2 separate regions of the Homo sapiens genome follow, and region 1 is linked to region 2. Evidence: chromatin loops called from intact Hi-C (ENCODE). Cell type or tissue: gastrocnemius medialis. All regions are shown on one strand. Each heading gives the region's core, and the rest is flanking DNA. Links, peaks and the distances in the headings are about the cores only. Region 1 overlaps SMG1 (SMG1 nonsense mediated mRNA decay associated PI3K related kinase). Region 2 has its middle 14 kb from the start of TMC7.

Region 1 (8,000 bases), core at 1-8,000, 50 kb after region 2:
CTCAGCCGATTTAGGCTTTTGAAAAAGCAACACTTGTTGATTTCTTTTAGTGTTAGTTTGCCAGTTGGTGTGGAAAATGACTGTTGAGTCCATTTTGACCACACATGATACTTCACACATACTGACAGGAAGTGTTGCAGGTGGCTGTATACGTGAATGTCTTATGGCAAGAGAGCAAACCCGTGTTCCATAGAAGCATACCTCCAACAGTAAGCATTTATATGGCACTGGCTTATAGTCTTCCTTTTCATTCACTGTGCTCCCAGTCAACTCTTCTGTAAATTTTTTTGAGAACAGGGTCTTGCTGTGTCACCCAGGCTGGAGTGCAGTGGCACAGATACTTGGCTTACTGCAGTCTCGACCTCCCAGGCTCAAGCCTCCTGCCTCAGCATCCACAAGTAGCTGGGGCTACAGGCGCTTGCCAACAGCCCGGCTCATTTTTGTATTTTTTGTAGAGATGGGGTTTTCACCACGTTGCCCAGGCTGGTCTTGAACCCCTGAACTCAAACAGTCTGCCCACCTTCAGTCTCCCAAAGTGTTGAGATTACAGGTGTGAGCCACCGCACCCGACATTTAAGAATGGTTAAGCAGGCCGGGGGCAGTGGCTCACACCTGTAATCCCAGCACTTTGGGAGGCTGAGGTGGGTGGATCACCCGAGGTCAGGAATTCGAGACCAGCCTGGCCAACTGACATGGTGAAACCCCGTCTCTACTAAAATAAATAAATAAATAAATAAATTAGCGGGATATGGTGGTGCATGCCTGTAATCCCAGTTACTCGGGAGGCTGAGGCAGGAGAATCACTTGAACCTGAGAGGCGGAGGTTGTCCTGAGCGACATCACACCACTGCACTCCAGCCTGGGCAACAGAGCAAGACTCCTTCTCAAAGAATGGTTAAACAAATGAGTGGTCTTAGGTCAGTTGTATTATTTGAAATCTATGGGTTCCTCAAGCGTAAAGTTGAGAAGGTTTTGGGAACCACTGGATGCCTCTGGTTTTTTTCATATGAAGAAACAGGGGTGGTGGCTTCTTAGAACAAAGGGATATCTGACCTATGGAGGTTGCCCTCTTTACTCCTCTTCCCTAAAAAAATGACCTATCATTGCCAATAGCTAAAGTCTGTCATTTTTTCCACCTTAGTTTGGAAGATAATCTTCTAGTATCAATCAAGACAGAGATCAGAATGATGTGTTTTAAAATTAAATGTGTAATTCATAATTGTACATTTTAATATTCTAAAGTGACTGATTAATTTGACATTGGAGTCAAATAGATTGATTAATTCAACAAAGAAGAGAAGGCATTCAAGTCAACAGAAAACAAGTAGATTTTACTTCTCCACTCGGGGTTTTAGGACATTAATTGTGTAATTGGTCTTACTTGTTTAGTAGTAGATCTATATTGAGTGTCTTACTGTGCCCAAACTTAGGATCTTTCTATACTTCTAAAAGGATGAAACTGTATAATAAAAAGACCTTCCAATTTTGGTAGATTGTAGACAGATTAAAGTATTCAAAAGTACACACATCTTCTCTGTTGTGAAAGACCAAGAAATGGAAATGTGTTGTGAAATTAGAAAAGCTGTATACTAGTATGTCTGATGTTGTGAGAAGCTGGATTTTTGAAACCAGAGTTGTCTATTCAGCCTTTTATCAGTCTGTACTAAGTTTGATGTCCATAGGTACATAATACGGGGAAATACATAAAGGATAAAATTAAGTGAAGTTACATATTTTATACCTATTAGGTGGGTGCAAAAGTAATTGCGGTTTTGGCAAAAACCGCAATTACTTTCACACCAGTCTAATATTAAATGGAACTAGAGTCAAATAGAATTCAGTGATTTCCAGTTCTGTTCCACGGATTTCAAAGTACACTAAGGAAAATTTCAGCAAATTGTGTATGGCTATTTTACTTGAGGGGAGAGTAAAACAGCCATAATAAACTAAAAAATAAAAATGAAAAATAAAACTAAAGGAACGTTTGTTTTTATGTTTTTCTTTTCTTTTCTTTCCTCTGTTTTGAGATATGCTCTTGCTCTGTTGTCCAGGCTGGAGTGCAGTGGTGCAATCACTGCTCACTGCAGCCTTGACTTCCTCTGGGAATCCTCCCGCCTTAGCCTCCTGAGTAGCTGGGACCACAGGTGCATACCACCACACCACTAATAAATTAGTCCCAGGCTAATTTATTTATTTTTCCTCTCTCTCTCTCTCTTTTTTTTTTTTTTTTTTGAGACAGAGTTTTACTTTGTCGCCCAGGCTGGAGTATAGTGGCACAATCTCAGCTCACTTGTAACCTCCACCTCCTGGTTCAAGTGATTCTCCTGTCTCAGCCTCCCAAGTAGCTGGGAATACAGGTACATGCCACTATGCCCGGCTAATTTTTGTGTTTTTAGTGGAGATGGGATTTCACCATGTTGGCCAGGCTGGTCTTGAACTGCTGACCTCAGGTGATCCACCGGCTTCGGCCTCCCAAAGTGCTGGGATTACAGACGTGAGCCACCATGCCTGGCTTCCTCTCTCTTTTTCTGAAACAGAGTCTTACTCCATTGCTCAGGTTGGAGTGCAGTGGAACCATCTCAGCTCACTGCAGCCTCCACCTCCCAGGCTCAGTAAGTCCTCCTACCTCACCCTCCCAATAGCTGGGACCACACGTGCATGTCACCACCCCCAGCTACTTTATTTTTTTTTGTTTTTTGTAGAGATGGGGTTTTGCCATGCTGCCTGGGCTGGTCTTGAATACCTAGGCTCAAGTGATCCTTCCTCCTTGGCCTCCCAAAGTGCTGGGATTACAGGTGTGACCCACCATGCTTGGCACGCTAATTTTTTATTTTTATTTTTTTGTAGAGATGGGGCCTCCCCATGTTGCCCATGCTGGTGTCAAACTCCTACTCCATTATGAAATAAGTCATTCCTTATGAAACACTTAGTAATTGTATCTTTAAGTTGAACCTTCACCTCACCCCAACTTTTTTTTTTTTTTTTTTGAGACGGAGTTTTGCTCTTGTTGTCCAGGCTGGAGTGCAATGGTGCAATCTCGGCTCACTGCAACCTCCACCTCCCAGGTACAAGCGATTTTCCTGTCTCAGCCTCCTAAGTAGATCAGATTACCGGCATGTGCCACCACACCCGGCTAACTTTTTTATATTTAGTAGAGACGGGGTTTCACCATGTTAGTCAGGCTGGTCGTGAACTCCTGACCTCAGGTGATCCACCTGCCTCGGCCTCCCAAAGTGCTGGGATTACAGGTGTGTGCCACTGCACCCGGCCTTTTTTTTTAAGACATAGTTTTACTCTGTCTCCCAGGCTGGAGTGCAGTGGCACGATCTTGGCTCAGTACAACCTCCACCTCCTGGGTTTAAGTGATTCACGTGCCTCAGCCTCCCGAGTAGCTGGGACTACAGGTGCATGTCACCAGGCCCGGCTAATTTTTGTATTAGAGACAGGGTTTCGCCATGTTGGCCAGGCTGGTCCCGAACTCCTGACCTCAGGTTCCCACCTCGGCTTCTCAGAGTGCTGGGATTACAGGAGTGAGACACCGTGCCTGGACCCCCCCAACCCCTTTTGTTTTGATTCCTTTACAAATTAGTATAATGGAAGGTTTGTTTGTTTTTTATAACAGGTAATGAAATACTCTAATTCAGTAAATATTGATGCTTCTAGGGAGATTGTGTGTGTGTGTGTGTGTGTGTGTGTGTGTGTGTGTGTGTGTATATATACACACACACACACACATTTTTTTTTTTGAGACGGAGTGTTGCTCTGTTGCCCAGGCTAGAGTGCAGTGGCGCAATCTCGGCTCACTGCCAGCTCTGCTTCCCGGGTTCACGCCATTCTCCTGCCTCATCCTCCTGAGTAGCTGGGATTGCAGGTGCCCGCTATGATGCCTGGCTAATTTTTTGTATTTTTAGTAGAGATGGGGTTTCACCGTGTTAGCCAGGATGGTCTTGATCTTCTGATGTCATGATCCGCCCGCCTCAGCCTCCCAAAGTGCTGGGATTACAGGCATGAGCCACCGTGCCCGGTCATAAATTTTTTTTTTAGAGATGGGGTCTCACTGTGTTGCCCAGGCTGAAATGCACTGGTGCAGTCTTGGCTCACTGCAACCTCGGCCTCCTGGGTTCAAGCGATTCTCCTACCTCAGCCTCCCGAGTAGCTGGGATTACAGGCATGTGCCACTACCCCTGGCTAATTTTTGTATTTTTAGTAGAGATGGGGTTTCACCATGTCGACCAGGCTGGTCTCGAACTTCTGACCTCAAGTGATATGCCTGTCTTGGCCTCCCAAAGTGCTGGGATTACAGGCATAAGCTACTGCACTGGGCCACGGCCAGGATTTTTATGACTTGTAAAACCACTGTCTTCAAGGAGGCTATAAGTTATTATGGGAGAAAAGTAAAGGGCTTTGTAAAGGGGAGAGCATGTGGATTTTGTGATACAATTCTCAGTATACCTTCCTTCCTTTCTTTTTTTTTGAGACAGTCTTGCTCTGTCACTTAGGCTGGAGTGCAGTGGCATGATTGACAGGGTTTCGCCAGGTTGGCCAGGCTGGTCTTGAACTCCTGACCTCAGGTGATCTGCCCGCCTTGACCTCCCAAAGTGCTGGGGTTACAGGCCAACATGGTGAAACCCCGTCTCTACTAAAAATACAAAAATTAGCTGGATGCAGTGGTGGGTGCCTGTAATCCCAGCTACTTGGGAGGCTGAGGCAGGAGAATCGCTTGAACCCAGGAGGTGAAGGTTGCAGTGAGCCAAGATCATGCCATTGCACTCCAGTCTGGGTGACAGAGTGAGACTGTCTCAAAAACAAAAACAAAAACCTGGAGGGTCAGAGGAGGGAAAGCTATACAGTTAAGTATGGAGCGGTAGGGTGATGGAATTGGTCTGTACAATTTTCACTGTGAATTTGGGGGAGAATCCCCCCCAAAATAGAAGAAAATTAGGATAAGACCAGGTGCAAATTGTCAGTGTGTAGAGAAATTGGGTACTTCTGAGGAGTAATACAAATAAGAGGTGAAGCTGAAGCACTGGGTTGGGAACCCTATTGTAGGCCTTGAATCATAGTTCAAGTGTTTTTTTCTTTGTTTGTTTGTTTGTTTGTTTTTGGAGACGGAGTTTTTGCTCTTGTTGCCCAGGCTGGAGCACAATGGTGCCATTTTGGCTCACTGCAACCTCCGCCTCCCGGGTTCAAGCAGTTCTCCTTCCTCAGCCTCCCAAGTAGCTCTAGGGATTACAGGCACGCACCACCACACCCGGCTAATCTTTTGTATTTACTAGAGACGGGGTTTCACCATGTTGGTCAGGCTTGTCTTGAACTCATGACCTCAGGTGATCCACCCATCCCAGCCTCCCAAAGTGCTGGGATTACAGGCGTGAGCCACCACCCTGGCCCAGTTCAAGTGTATTTGGAGTGACTTTAGGGAATCATATTAGCTGCGGGAGAGTGGCACAATTTAGGAAGATTAAATCTAGTTGCTTCTTGAAAAAGTGTGTGGGCTGGGCGTGGTGGCTCATGCCTGTAATCCCAGCAGTTTGGGAGGCTGAAGTGGGTGGATCTCCTGAGGTGGGGAGTTCGAGACTAGCCTGACCAACATGGAGAAACCCCGTCTCTACTAAAAATACAAAATTAGTCGAGTGTGGTGGTGCATGCCTGTATTCCCAGCTACTCGGGAGGCTGAGGCAGGAGAATTGCTGGAACCTAGGAGGCCAAGGTTGTGGTGAACTGAAATTGCGCCGTTGCACTCCAGCTTGGGCAACAAGAGCAAGACTCCATCTGAAAAAAAAATGGAGTGTGTGTGTTAGAGTGCGTGCATGCATGTGCAAGAGAAATCGCAGTGGGAGGCAGTTAATTGGAACAATATAGAGAAGGGGCTGCTAAGGACCTGAGTATTATGTTTATATTTAACAATTTAAGATAAGGCTGTGTATGTATGGTGGCTCATACCTGTAATCCCAGCACTTTGGGAGGGCAAGGTGGGTGGATCATCTGAGGTCGGGAGAGACCAGCCTGACCAGCATGGAGAAACCCCATGTCTACTAAAAATACAATAATTAGCCGGGCATGGTGGCATATGCCTGTAATCCCAGCTACTTGGGAGGCTGAGGCAGGAGAATCACTTGAACCTGGGAGATGGAGGTTGTGGTGAGCCGAGATCGGGCCATTGTACTCCAGCCTGGGCAACAGGAGCGAAACTCTGTCTCAAAAAATAAATAAATAAATAAATTAATTAATTAAGGTAAAAGTGTTCAGCTCAATATGTGAGAATTTCCATAAGCAAAAGCCCCTCATTTGTTATCTGGTGTTGATTGAGGATGATTACTAAAGTGATACTTTTTATCTGCTCAATCTTCATGTTAGACACATGTATGGAATGTCATATAAGTGTCATATAAAATGGAGTGTGGTCCATGGTGTCTTTTGGGAACATTGAATTGTTACAATTCTTTAGGATTTTCTGCCTTTGTTACCTGACTCTTGTTCCTTATCCTAATCGCCTAAAACAAATCCCTGAGGCTCCTTTCATTGGACCACCCTTGATGATTCAGAGGAGCTGTTTGTTATCTTTTCATGTTGTCATTATTTTGGTTACCTGTCTTTGACTATCTTGAAGTTTTTCAGAGCCCATTTTATTTTTGGAACTATAAAATGAAACATACTTCCCCTTGTATAGAGGCCTAACAGTAAAGAGTACAGAAATTTGTGGTTTCATATGTATGGGAAATGCTCCCTTATTCTGTGTTTTTTTTTGTGTGTGTTTTTTAATGTAGAGTATAACTTACTAAATTCTTGTGGAGTTTGCTCATGCAGAGATACTTGGTTTTATAACGTTATTCTTTTTTTTTTTTTTTTTTTTTTTGAGATGGAGTCTCACCGTCGCCCACGCTGGAGTGCAGTGGCAGGATCTCGGCTCACTGCAGGCTCCACCCCCCGGGGTTCACGCCATTCTCCTGCCTCAGCCTCCCGAGTAGCTGGGACTACAGGCGCCCGCCACCTCGCCCAGCTAATTTTTTGTATTTTTGGTAGAGACGGGGTTTCACTATGTTAGCCAGGATGGTCTCGATCTCCTGACCTCGTGATCCGCCCACCTTGGCCTCCCAAAGTGCTGGGATTACAGGCGTGAGCCACCGTGCCTGGCCTATAATGTTATTCTTTTCCATCTTGTATTAATCAAGTGTACTTTTCCTTTTTAGATTGAATTCTCTTTTGAATTCTATTGTGGTGCTTCTTTGAGATAAAATTTATGTATGTATAAGTGGTGGTGGTTTTTTTTTTTTTTCTGGTTTTTTTTTTTTTTTTTTTTGAGACGAAGTGTCGCTCTTATCCCCCAGGCTGGAGTGCAATGGTGTGATCACGGCTCACTGCAACCTCTGCCTCCCGGGTTCAAGTGATTCTTCTGCCTCAGCCACCTGAGTAGCTGGGATTACAGATGCCTGCCACCACGCCTGGCTGGTTTTTGTACTTTTAGTAGAGATGGGGTTTCACCATGTTGGCCAGGCTGGTCTTGAACTCCTGACCTCAGGTGATCCACCTGCCTCGGCCTCCCAAAGTGCTGGGATTACAGGCGTGAGCCACCACGCCTGGCCTGTATAGGTCTTAAATTCAGTAAATTTTGACAAATCTATACACCTGTGTAACCATGACCTCAGTCAAGGTACAGATATGCAGTGACTTTTTCACTATGACACCCATTCCTGCCACGTTTTTTTCATATCCTTACCACTATCTGGAATTTTTATGTGTGCCATCTCCAGTAAAATACAACCTGCATATGTGCATGGATCTGGTAAAATTGTTACTTTTGCTATCCCCTTCTTTCCTACTAAGTGCATCAATAAATAGCATCCACTCTATATTTGTGTCTTCCTCAAGTAAATACATGAAAATGAGATCCTGCAAGTTTGTGTTTTTATAGTTAGTGTTAACTCCAGAGATTACAACACTGTTCTTGTAGGATGTGTTTTTGGGGAAAGCGTTCCTCTTATGGCAGCCCTGTTAGCCTG
Region 2 (10,238 bases), core at 1,225-9,224:
TAATCATGTTTGGGAGACATTTTCGTGGAGGATTCTAGAATTTTCCCATATATGTTACCGCATGAGTAGAAGACATCTGTGTGGGTGCTAGTACGTCTATAAGAATAAAGTGGCTGGGCGTGGTGGCTCACGCTTGTAATCCCAGCACTTTGGGAGGCCATGGAGGACAGATCACCAACTCAGGAGATCGAGACCATCCTGGCTAACACAGTGAAACCCTGTCTCTAATAAAAATACAAAAAAATTAGCTGGGCATGATGGTGGGTGCCTGTAGTCCCAGCTTACTCGGGAGGCTGAGGCAGGAGAATGGTGTGAACCTGGGAGGCAGAGCTTGCAGTAAGCCAAGATCGCACCACTGCACTCCAGCCTGGGCAACAGAGCAAGACTCCGTCTCAAAGGAAAAATAAATAAATAAATAAATAAATAAATAAATAAATAAATAAATAAAAGAATAAAATAAAGCATTCAGACCGGGTGCGGTGGCTCACACCTGTAAATTCCAGCACTTTGGGAGGCCAAGGCAGGCAGATCACTTGAGGTCAGGAGTTCCAGACCAGCCTTGCCAACATAGAGAAACCCCGTCTCTACTAAACATACGAAAATTAGCTGGGCATGGTGGTGTGTGCCTGTAGTTCCAGCTACTCCAGAGGCTGAGGCAGGAGAATCGCTTGCACCCGGGAGGTGAAGGCTACAGTGAGCTGAGATCATGTCACTGCACTCCAGCCTGGGTGACAGAATGAGACCCTGTCTCCATAAATAAATAAATAAATAAATAAATAAATAAGCAGTTGCTGTAGAGTGCTAAGCCTTGCTCCTACCGGGATATCTTCTCCCAAGAGAATCCCTAACTAACAAAGTACTAAGTTCTGTGGCATAGATTCTGAGTAAAGGTTTCTTTCTTCTTCCTCATTAGGAAAAAGTGTTCAGTGATTGCAAAAAAAAAAAAAAAAGTAATTATAATAATGTGTATAAATTCTTCTAAGAGGGCTGGGTGTGATGGCTCACACCTGTAATCCTGGCACTTTGGGAGGCCGGAGGGGATCACAAAGTCAGAAGTTCAAGACTTGCCTGGCCAGTATGGTGAAACCCTGTCTCTACTAAAAATACAAAAATTAGCCGGGTGTGGTGGCGCCTGCCTGTAGTCCCAGCTACTCAGGAGGCTGAGGCAGGAGAATTGCTTGAACCTGCAAGGCAGAGGTTGCAGTAAGCTAAGATCATGCCACTGCACTCCAGCCTGGGCAACAAGAGCAAGACTTCATCTCAAAAAAATAAAATAAATAAATTCTTATAAGAAGCTTGTATTAGGAATGTTTTCGTTTGCAATTAAGAGAATATCCAGGCCAGGCACGGTGGCTCACGTCTGTAATCCCAGCACTTTGGGAGGCAGAGGTGGGCGGAACATGAGGTCAGGAGATCGAGACCATCCTAGCTAACACGATGAAACCCCATCTCTACTAAAAATACAAAAATTAGCCGGGCGTGGTGGCAGGCACCTGTAATCCCAGCTGCTCAGGAGGCTGAGGCAGGAGAATCGCTGGAACCCGGGAGGCAGAGGTTGCAGTGAGCCGAGATCTCACCACTGTACTCCAGTCTGGGTGACAGAGTCAGACTCCATCTCAAAAGCTTTGACCTCTGATAACATCCAGAAAAAAACATTCTTCCCCTCAGATCCAAGAAGATGAAGACATGATCAAAACCTGAATGCTGGACTATTTCAGAAGTGAGGGGTCCCTTGGCCTGAAAGATCCAGGGCTAGGATCTGCCTCAACATACCTTATTGTAAATGGTCAAATTTTTTTTTTTTGGAAACGGGGTCTTGCTCTGTCGCCCAGGCTGGAGTGCAGAGGCGCAATCTCGGCTCACTGAAAGCTCCGCCTCCCGGGTTCATGCCATTCTCCTGCCTCAGCCTCCCGAGTAGCTGGGACTACAGGTGCCCGCCACCACGCCTGGCTAATTTTTTGTATTTTTAGTAGAGACAGGGCTTCACCACGTTAGCCAGGATGGTCTCGATCTCCTGACCTCGTGATCCACCCGTCTCGGCCTCCCAAAGTGCTGGGATTACAGGCGTGAGCCACCGCGCCCGGCCTCGTAAATGGTCAAATTTGAAGTCCTCCAATCAGACTCTGCCAAGCCGACATTTTCAAATCCTTTCCTTTGCCCTCTGGTCCATTAAAACTTGCCCCAGGCCCCAAATAGAGGAGACAGATTTGAGCCTGACTCCTGTCTCCTTGCTGGCTGATTTTGCAATAAAACCTTTTTCATTTTTTCAAAAGCCAGTGCTGTAGTTATTGGCTTCTGTGCACATCAGGAAGCGAGCCCATTTGCTCCATAATAAATTGACAAAAGCAGATCAATGAAGAAAAAAGGATCCACAATTTATTCATGTGCCTATGAACACATGAGCCATACACAAAGCATGAGACTCGAAGAGAGACCAGGTGGTTGAAAATTAAATATTCTCTTCATGGCCGGGCACGGTGGCTCATGCCCGCAATCCCAGCACTTTGGGAGGCTGAGGCGGGCAGATCAGGAGTTCAAGATCAGCCTGGCCAACATGGCAAAACCCCGTCTTTACTAAAAATACAAAAATTAGCCAGTCATGGTGGCGCATGCCTGTAATCTCAGCTACTCGGGAGGCGGAGGCAGGAGATTCACTTGAACCCAGGAGGCAGAGGTTGCAGTGAGCCGAGTTTGTGCCACTGCACTCCAGCCTGGATGACAAAGCAAGACTCTGTCTCAAAAAAAAAAAAAAAAAAAACTCTCTTCATAGGAGAGATGTATGGACCTGGAGACAGATATTATTTTGAAAGTGATTCTCTTTGCAAGCTGGATGAGACAGACAGGTTTGATGTACCAGGTGAGGGGTGGAACTGCACAGGAACAAATATTGGCTTATTATGCAGGTAAAAGTCCTCCAGGTAATCCCTTAGAGCTGCCCTCAGAAGAACAGATGAAAAGTCTGGATGTGGTGACGACTCCCAGTCTCTTCTGGTTACTTGATGAGATTCCTAGGGAAGGTGTCTTAGACAATTGCATTTCTTTGGAGATAAGTGTTCTTAGATAAGGACAGAGTCCCTCCTGTTGCTTCAGGAAAGAGGATCAGAAAGACAAGGAGGTGAGTGAAGGTCACAGAGGGACCTCGAGGCTGCTTCTTTAGATCAGTAAAAAGGACAAAGCACCATATTTTTGGGGTATTGTTTTCTGAGCCCTAATGACATTCATAGCATATAGAGTTTTTGTCCTCATGGTTACAAGATGGCTGCCACATCTCCAAACATCATATCCCTGTTCAAGACAATAAAAAAGGTTTAAGGACAAAACCAGCAGAAGTTGGCATTATGGCCATCCAGAGATGCAAGAAAGTCTGGAAAAGTGAAGATCTGGTTTTCTAGACTCTAGAATGAGGTTCTGAATAATATCAGGTGATCCAACCAACATTGTCTGCTATGGCTCTTCCTTCAACAAGTAACACAAACGTTCATAAACGAAGAATGATTGTATTAAACCCTGTGTTTCTGATGCTCTTTTCTGAAGCATTAGGAGGATCTCTCAGAAACTTCCTTATCTGACTCAGAAAGCTTGTTTTGGGAAGCTGTTGTCAGCATTGGAGGGGTGGTGTTAGAAAAAACATCACATAATGGCAGCATGCGGTGGCTCACGCCCATAATCCCAGCCCTTTGAGATGCTGAGATGGATGGATTGGCTGAGCTCAGGAGTTCAAGACCAACCTGGGCAACATGGCCAGATCTCATCTCTACTAAGAATTTTTTTAAAATTAGGGCCGGAGGCCGGGCAAGGTGGCTCACACCTGTAATCCCAGCACTTCGGGAGGCCAAGGCGGGCAGATCACAAGGTCAAGAGATGAAGACCATCCTGGCCAACACGGTGAAACCCCCTCTCTACTAAAAATACAAAAATTAGCTGGGTGTGGGTGGTGCACGCCTTTAGTCCCAGTTACTCAGGAGGCTGTGGCAGGAGAATCACTTGAACCCGGGAGACGGAGGTTGCAGTGAGCTGAGATCACGCCACTGTACTCCAGCATGGTGACAGAGCAAGATTACATCTCAAAAAAAAAAATAGCAACTGGGAGCGGTGGCTTACGCCTGTAATCCCAGCACTTCAGGAGGCTGAGGTGGGCAGATCACCTGAAGTCAGGAGTTCGAGACCAGCCTGGCCAACATGGTAAAACCCTGTCTCTACTAAAAATACAAAAATTAGCCAGGCATGGTGGCGCATGCCTGTAGTCCCAGGTGCTCAGGAGGCTGAGGCAGGAGAATCACTTGAACCTGGGGGGCAGAGGTTGCAGTGAGCCAAGATCACATCATTGCACACTAGCCTGGGAAATAGAGCGAGACTCTGTCTCAACAACAACAACAACAACAAAAATAGCCAAACATGGTGACGCACACCTGTAGTCCCACCTACTTAGGAGGCTGAGGTGGGAGGATCATTTGAGTCTGGGAGGTCAAGGCTTCAGTGGGCCGCATTTATGTCACTGCACTCCAGCCTGGTTGACAGAGCAAGACCCTGTTTCAAAAAAACAGACACCACATATTTGATGTCAAAAGGGAAAAAAAACCTCTCATTTGGTGTCAGGCGTGGTATGAGAAGTAAAACCTCCTTCACCTACTAAAGGACATGTTGGTTGATATCAAGTTTTGGCAATTATGAATAAAGCTGCTTGACAGGGTTTGGACGCCCTGCCCAAATCTCATGTTGAAATGTAATCCCCACTGTTGGAGGTGGGACCTGGTGGGAGGCAACTGGCTCATGGGATCAGGTTTCTTATGAACATGAATAGAGGCTATTCTACTCTTATGAATAGAAGATGGTTATCTTCTATTTCTTCCTGTGGGGTCTTAAAGATATTTTGGAGTAGCCGGGTGCTGTGGCTCATGCCTCTAATCCCAACACATTGGGAGGCCAAGGCAGATGAATCACTTGAGGCCAGGAGTTCGAGACCAGCCTGGCAAACATGGCGAAACCCTGTCTCTACCAAAAATACAAAAATTAGCTGGTGTGGTGGCGGGTTCTTGTAATCCCAGCTACTCAGGAGGCTGAGACAGGAGAATCGCTTGTACTCCAGAGGCGGATGTTGCAGTGAGCCGAGATCATGCCACTGCATTCCAGCCTAGGCAACAGAGTGAAACGCTTTCTCAAAAAAATAAAATAAAATCATAATCATAATCATAATTAATGTTATAATTTTAATTTAAAAAATCACTTCATCTATATAGCTCTTCCTGCACCCCTAAGTAGCACATGCTGAGTCAGGCTTTGCAGTTTAAATGTGAATTAATTTGCAGATCCACACTGTTGTGGCTGAAGCCACCCCCTTCTCTGATGGGGAACAAAGCACAATTGCCAGACCTTCCACACGTGGCCACCAGAGGGCGCGCCGAAGTAGCCAAACTCGCTAAGGAACAGGGCGGTCCCCAGGGAACCATCCCGAACCAAAAGCCGTTTTATTTTCCAAAGGCTGACAGGGGGGGCCCCCGCGGGGTGTTCACACTCTATCTCCTCCTAAGTAAACAAACTTAATTGCTATTTAATTTCTTCCAAATTGCATCAACAGTCAAAAAGAAATTACTCCACTTGCCCTTTGCATTTTTTTGCAGTAGGCTCCTAGTAATCTGGACAATTTAATGAAGTCGTTTGCAGGGAAGCAATTGGATTTCAATGCCTCTCTCCCTGGTGCTCGCCCTGTCATTTCTGCCCAGTTGTGATTTGCCGTGAATCTCTCAACATATCAATGCATCATTTTGCCTTTGTGGTCTGATGACAAATAACATTTTCAGATCTGGGTATATAAATATGTCTCTGTAGCCATTGCGATTCACTTTTTCATGTACAAAAGATAGAAAATAGCTTTTCTCCCATTCAGGTCCTTCCTCCCTTCATCCCTCACATTGGGTTTTACTGTTGACTGTTGACTTTCTGCCCACTTCATCCTTTGGTCTCATTGTGTTCTGGGGAAGACAGAAATGAATAACACCTGGCCCCCCTTTCATTCTTCAGGTTAGCATAGTTCTAGGCACTGGAAAAGGAGTGAACAAGAATCCCTATCATATTCACAATCACCAAGAGGTAGCATCAATCCAAATGTTCATCAAAGAATGAATGAATGGCCGGGCACGGTAGCTCACGCCTGTAATCCCAACACTTTGGGAATCAAGGTGGGTGGATCGCAAGGTCAGGAGTTCGAGACCAACCTGGCCAATATGGTGAAACTCCGCCTTTACTTAAAAAAATACATAAATTAGTCAGGCATGGTGGCATGCACCTGTAATTCCAGCTATTTGGGAGGCTGAGGCAGGAGAATTGCTTGAACCCGGGAGGCGGAGGTTGCAGTGAGCCGAGATCATGCCACTGCACTCCAGCCTGGGTGACAGAGCAACAAGACTCTGTCTCAAAAAAAAAGAGAATGGAAAAATGAGCCTGGTGCAGTGGCTCACGCCTGTAATCCCAGCAATTTGGGAGGCCAAGGCAGGAGGACCATTTGAGATCAGGAGTTGGAGACCAGCCTGGCCAACATGGCGAAACCACATCTCTAATAAAAATACAAAAATTAGGCCGGGCGCAGTGGCTCACGCTTGTAATCCCAGCACTTTGGGAGGCTGAGACAGGCGGATCGCCTGAGGTCGGGAGTTCAAAACCAACCTGACCAACATGGAGAAACCCTGTCTCTACTAAAAATACAAAATTAGCCAGGCGTAGTGGTGCATGTCTGTAATCCCAGCTACTTGGGAGGCTGAGGCAGGAGAATCACCTGAACCCAGGAGGCGGAGATTGCGGTGAGCTGAGATCACACCATTGCACTCCAGCCTGGGCAACAAGAGTGAAACTCCGTCTCAAAAGAAAAAAGATAAAATAAATTTTAAAAATACAAAAATTAGCCAGGTGTGGTGGCTCACACCTGTAATCCCAGCTACTTGGGAGGCTGAGGCAAGAGAATCACTTGAACTGGTGAGGCAGAGGTTTCAGTGAGCCGAGATTGCACCATTGCACTCCAGCCTAGCAACAGAGCAAGACTCTGTCTCAAAAAATAAATAAGTAAATGAACAAAATGTGGGTTATTTGTGCAACGGAACATTATTCAGCCATAAAAAAGAGGCCAGGCATGATGGCTCATGCCTGTAATCTCAGCACTTTGGGAGGCCAAGGCAGGCAGATCACCTGAGGTAGGGAGTTGGAGATCAGCCTGACCAGCATGGAGAAACTCCATCTCTACTAAAAATACAAAAATTAGCCAGATGTGGTGGTGTGCACCTGTAATCCCAGCTACTTGGGTGGCTGAGGCAGGAGAATTGCTTGAACCCGGGAGGCAGAGGTTGTGGTGAGCCGAGATCGCACCATTGCACTCTAGCCTGGGCAACAAGAGCAAAACTTCATCTCAAAAATAAATAAATAAATAAATAAAGTGCTGCTACATGCTATAATGTAGATGAACCACAAAAGCTTTAATGCTAAGTGAAAGAAGGTAGACACAAAAAGTCGCAAATTGGGTGATTTCATTTATATGAAATGTCCAGAATAGGCAAATCCACAGACAGAGAATAGATTGGTGGTTGCCAGTGGAGGTGGAGGGGAGAATGGAGAATGGCTGCTTAATGGGTATGAGGTCTTCTTTGGGGTGATGAAAACATTTTGGAGCTAGATAGAGGTGATGACTGTTTGACATTGTGAATGTCCTGAATTGTACAGTTTATGTAATGTGAATTTCACCTCAGTTAAAAAGAAAAGAAAAAATTCCTGCCCTTATGGGTGCAGTAGCATGATCACAGCTCAATGCAGCCTCCAACTGCTGGACTCAAGCAATCCTCTGGCCTCAGGCTCCTGAGTAGCTGGGATTGCAGGTACACACCGTAACACCTGGTTAATTTTTTTAAGATGGGGGCTGGCTCTGTCACCTAGGCTGGAGTGCAGTAATGCAATCTTGACTCAGTGCAGCCTCGTCCCATCTCAGCCTCCCAAGTAGCTGCGACTACAAGTGCGTGTCACCATGTCTGGCCAATTTTTAAATGTTTTATAGAGATGGGGTCTCGCTGTATTGTCCAGGATGGTCTCAAACTCCTGGGCTCGAGTGATTCTGCCAAGGTGCTGGGATTACAGGAATAAGCCACCATGCCTGGCCCCTAGAGTTTGTATCCTAAAGTGGGAGTTGGGGGTGGGGGTGGGAATGGGGAGACGGACAAATAAATTGTTTCGCTCTAGTGTGGAAACTGCCCTGGCAGACACATACTAAGGGAGACACATACTAAGGGACTAAATTCCAGGTGGCAATATTGTACTGCAGAAGTTTCCCAGAAATTGGCAGAGCACGGTAGCTTACGTCTGTAATCCCAGCACTTTGCGGGGCTAAGGTGGGCCGATCACTTAAGGTCAGGAGTTCGAGACCAGCCTGTCCAACATGGTGAAACCCTGTCTCTACTAAAAATACAAAAATTAGCCAGGTGTGGTGGCCTCTAATCCCAGCTACACAGGAGGCTGAGGCAGGAGAATTGCTTGAACCTGGGAGGTGGAGGTTGCAGTGAGCCAAGATTGCACCACTACACTCCAGCCTGGGCGACAGGGCGAGACTCTGTCTCAAAAAAAAGAAAAAGTGGCCAGGCACAGTGGCTCACGTCTGTAATCCCAGCACTTTGGGAGGCCAAGTTGGGCGGATCACGAGGTCAGGAGTTCGAGACTATCCTGGCTAACACAGTGAAACCCTGTCTCTACTAAAAATACAAAAAATTAGCCAGGCGTGGTGGCGGGTGCCTGTAGTCCCAGCTACTCAGGAGGCTGAGGCAGGAGAATGGCATGAACCCGGGAGGCGGAGCTTGCAGTGAGCCGAGATCGCATCACTGCACTCCAGCCTGGACGACAGAGCGAGACTCCATCTCAAAAAAAAAAGAAAAAATAAAAAGAAGTTTCCCAGCAGTCCCAGGGGTTGAGTCCCAGCCCTGGCTGTGTGAGCAAGTCATATATTTGTATTAATTTATACACATGAGATACCTTCAATCTGCAGAGATGCAGGATGTCCCCGGGTCTTTCTGTTCTTTCTGATGTGTCCATCTCTGTCTATTTTCAAAGTCTTAAATCCTGTCCGCATTTCAACCAGTCGCAACCTGACAACTGTGTTGAGTGATGTGACTTTGGGATTTACGAGAAGCAGAAGGGCCTTTTTAATCTGCAGGATGCAAAGACAGGAAACGGGATGCTCACAGACCAGAGCCCTTGGCTTTTACATAACAGTTCTCATCTGCCTTGTTTTTGCTGTTTGTTTGTTTGTTTGTTTGTTTGTTTGTCTGTTTGTTTTGAGACGGAGTTTCACTCTTTTTCCCCAGGCTGGAGTGCAATGGCGCAATCTCGGCTCACTGCAACCTCCATCTCCCGGGTTCAAGTGATTCTCTTGCCTCAGCCTCCTGAGTAGCTGGGATTACAGGCGTGAGCCACCGCACCCGGCCTGCTTTGTGTTTGTTTTGTTTTGCTTTTTGAGACAGGGTCTCTGTTGTTGTCCAGACTGGAGTCCAGTGGCGCAATCTTGGCTCACTGCAGCCTCAGTTTCCCAGGTTCAAGAGACCCTTCTGCCTCATCCTCCTGAGTAGCTGAAATGACAGGCACGTGCCACCACACCCAGCTAATTTTTTTTTTTTTTTGAGACGGTGTTTCGCTCTTGTTGCCCAGGCTGGAGTGCAATGGCGCAATCTCAGCTCACCGCAACCTCCGTCTCCTGGGTTCAAGTGATTCTCCTGCTTCAGCCTTCCAAGTAGCTGGGATTACAGGTGCCCCTCCAAGGCCTGGCAATTTTTTTTTTTTTTTGTATTTTTAGTAGAGATGGAGTTTCTCCATGTTGGTCAGGCTGGTCTCGAACTCCTGACCTCAGATGATCCACCCACCTCGGCCTCTCAAAGTGCTAGGATTACAGGCGTGAGCCACCGTGCCCGGCCCACACCCAGCTAATTTTTTAATTTTTTCTTTTTTTTTTTATTGAGACAGAGTCTTACTATGTTGCCCAGGCTGGTCTCCAACTCCTGGGCTCAAGAGAGCTTCCTGCCTCAGCCTCCCAATGTGCTGGGATTACAGGCAAGAGCCAATACACCTAACCTGGTTTTTGCTTCTTTATGGGACTTCGGAGCATTGGTCTGAATGACCAGACCATGAATCTCAGGCCAGAGCTGATACTGAGAAGCTAATAAAGAAACTTGCCATTCTTAGTGGCACTGCAGATGTGTCAGCCAAACCCTACCCACAGA

What was found. Peaks named below come from ENCODE experiments on the same cell type or tissue, not always from the same donor. Only the 100,000 strongest peaks of a DNase experiment are listed, where the experiment ranks them.
Region 1: it touches region 2 in a loop (2.4-fold over the local background); 25 of 110 quality-filtered maps call a loop at or near these places.

Annotation. Positions count from the first base shown.
Region 1 is chr16:18,915,370-18,923,369 of GRCh38, reverse strand. The region is part of intron 1 of SMG1 (SMG1 nonsense mediated mRNA decay associated PI3K related kinase); the gene reads left to right. Among named protein-coding and RNA genes, the nearest start is that of SMG1-DT, 6.8 kb to the left of the region's middle. In gastrocnemius medialis, for the core only: no CTCF peak of the experiment used is centred there; a DNase peak (open chromatin) is centred at 3,138; H3K4me3 peaks cover 152 bases; H3K27ac peaks cover 5,171 bases.
Region 2 is chr16:18,964,620-18,974,857 of GRCh38, reverse strand. No RefSeq gene overlaps it. Among named protein-coding and RNA genes, the nearest start is that of TMC7, 14 kb to the left of the region's middle. RefSeq lists an enhancer at 2,069-2,569. In gastrocnemius medialis, for the core only: a CTCF peak has its summit at 5,386 (motif pointing right); a DNase peak (open chromatin) is centred at 5,417; H3K4me3 peaks cover 431 bases.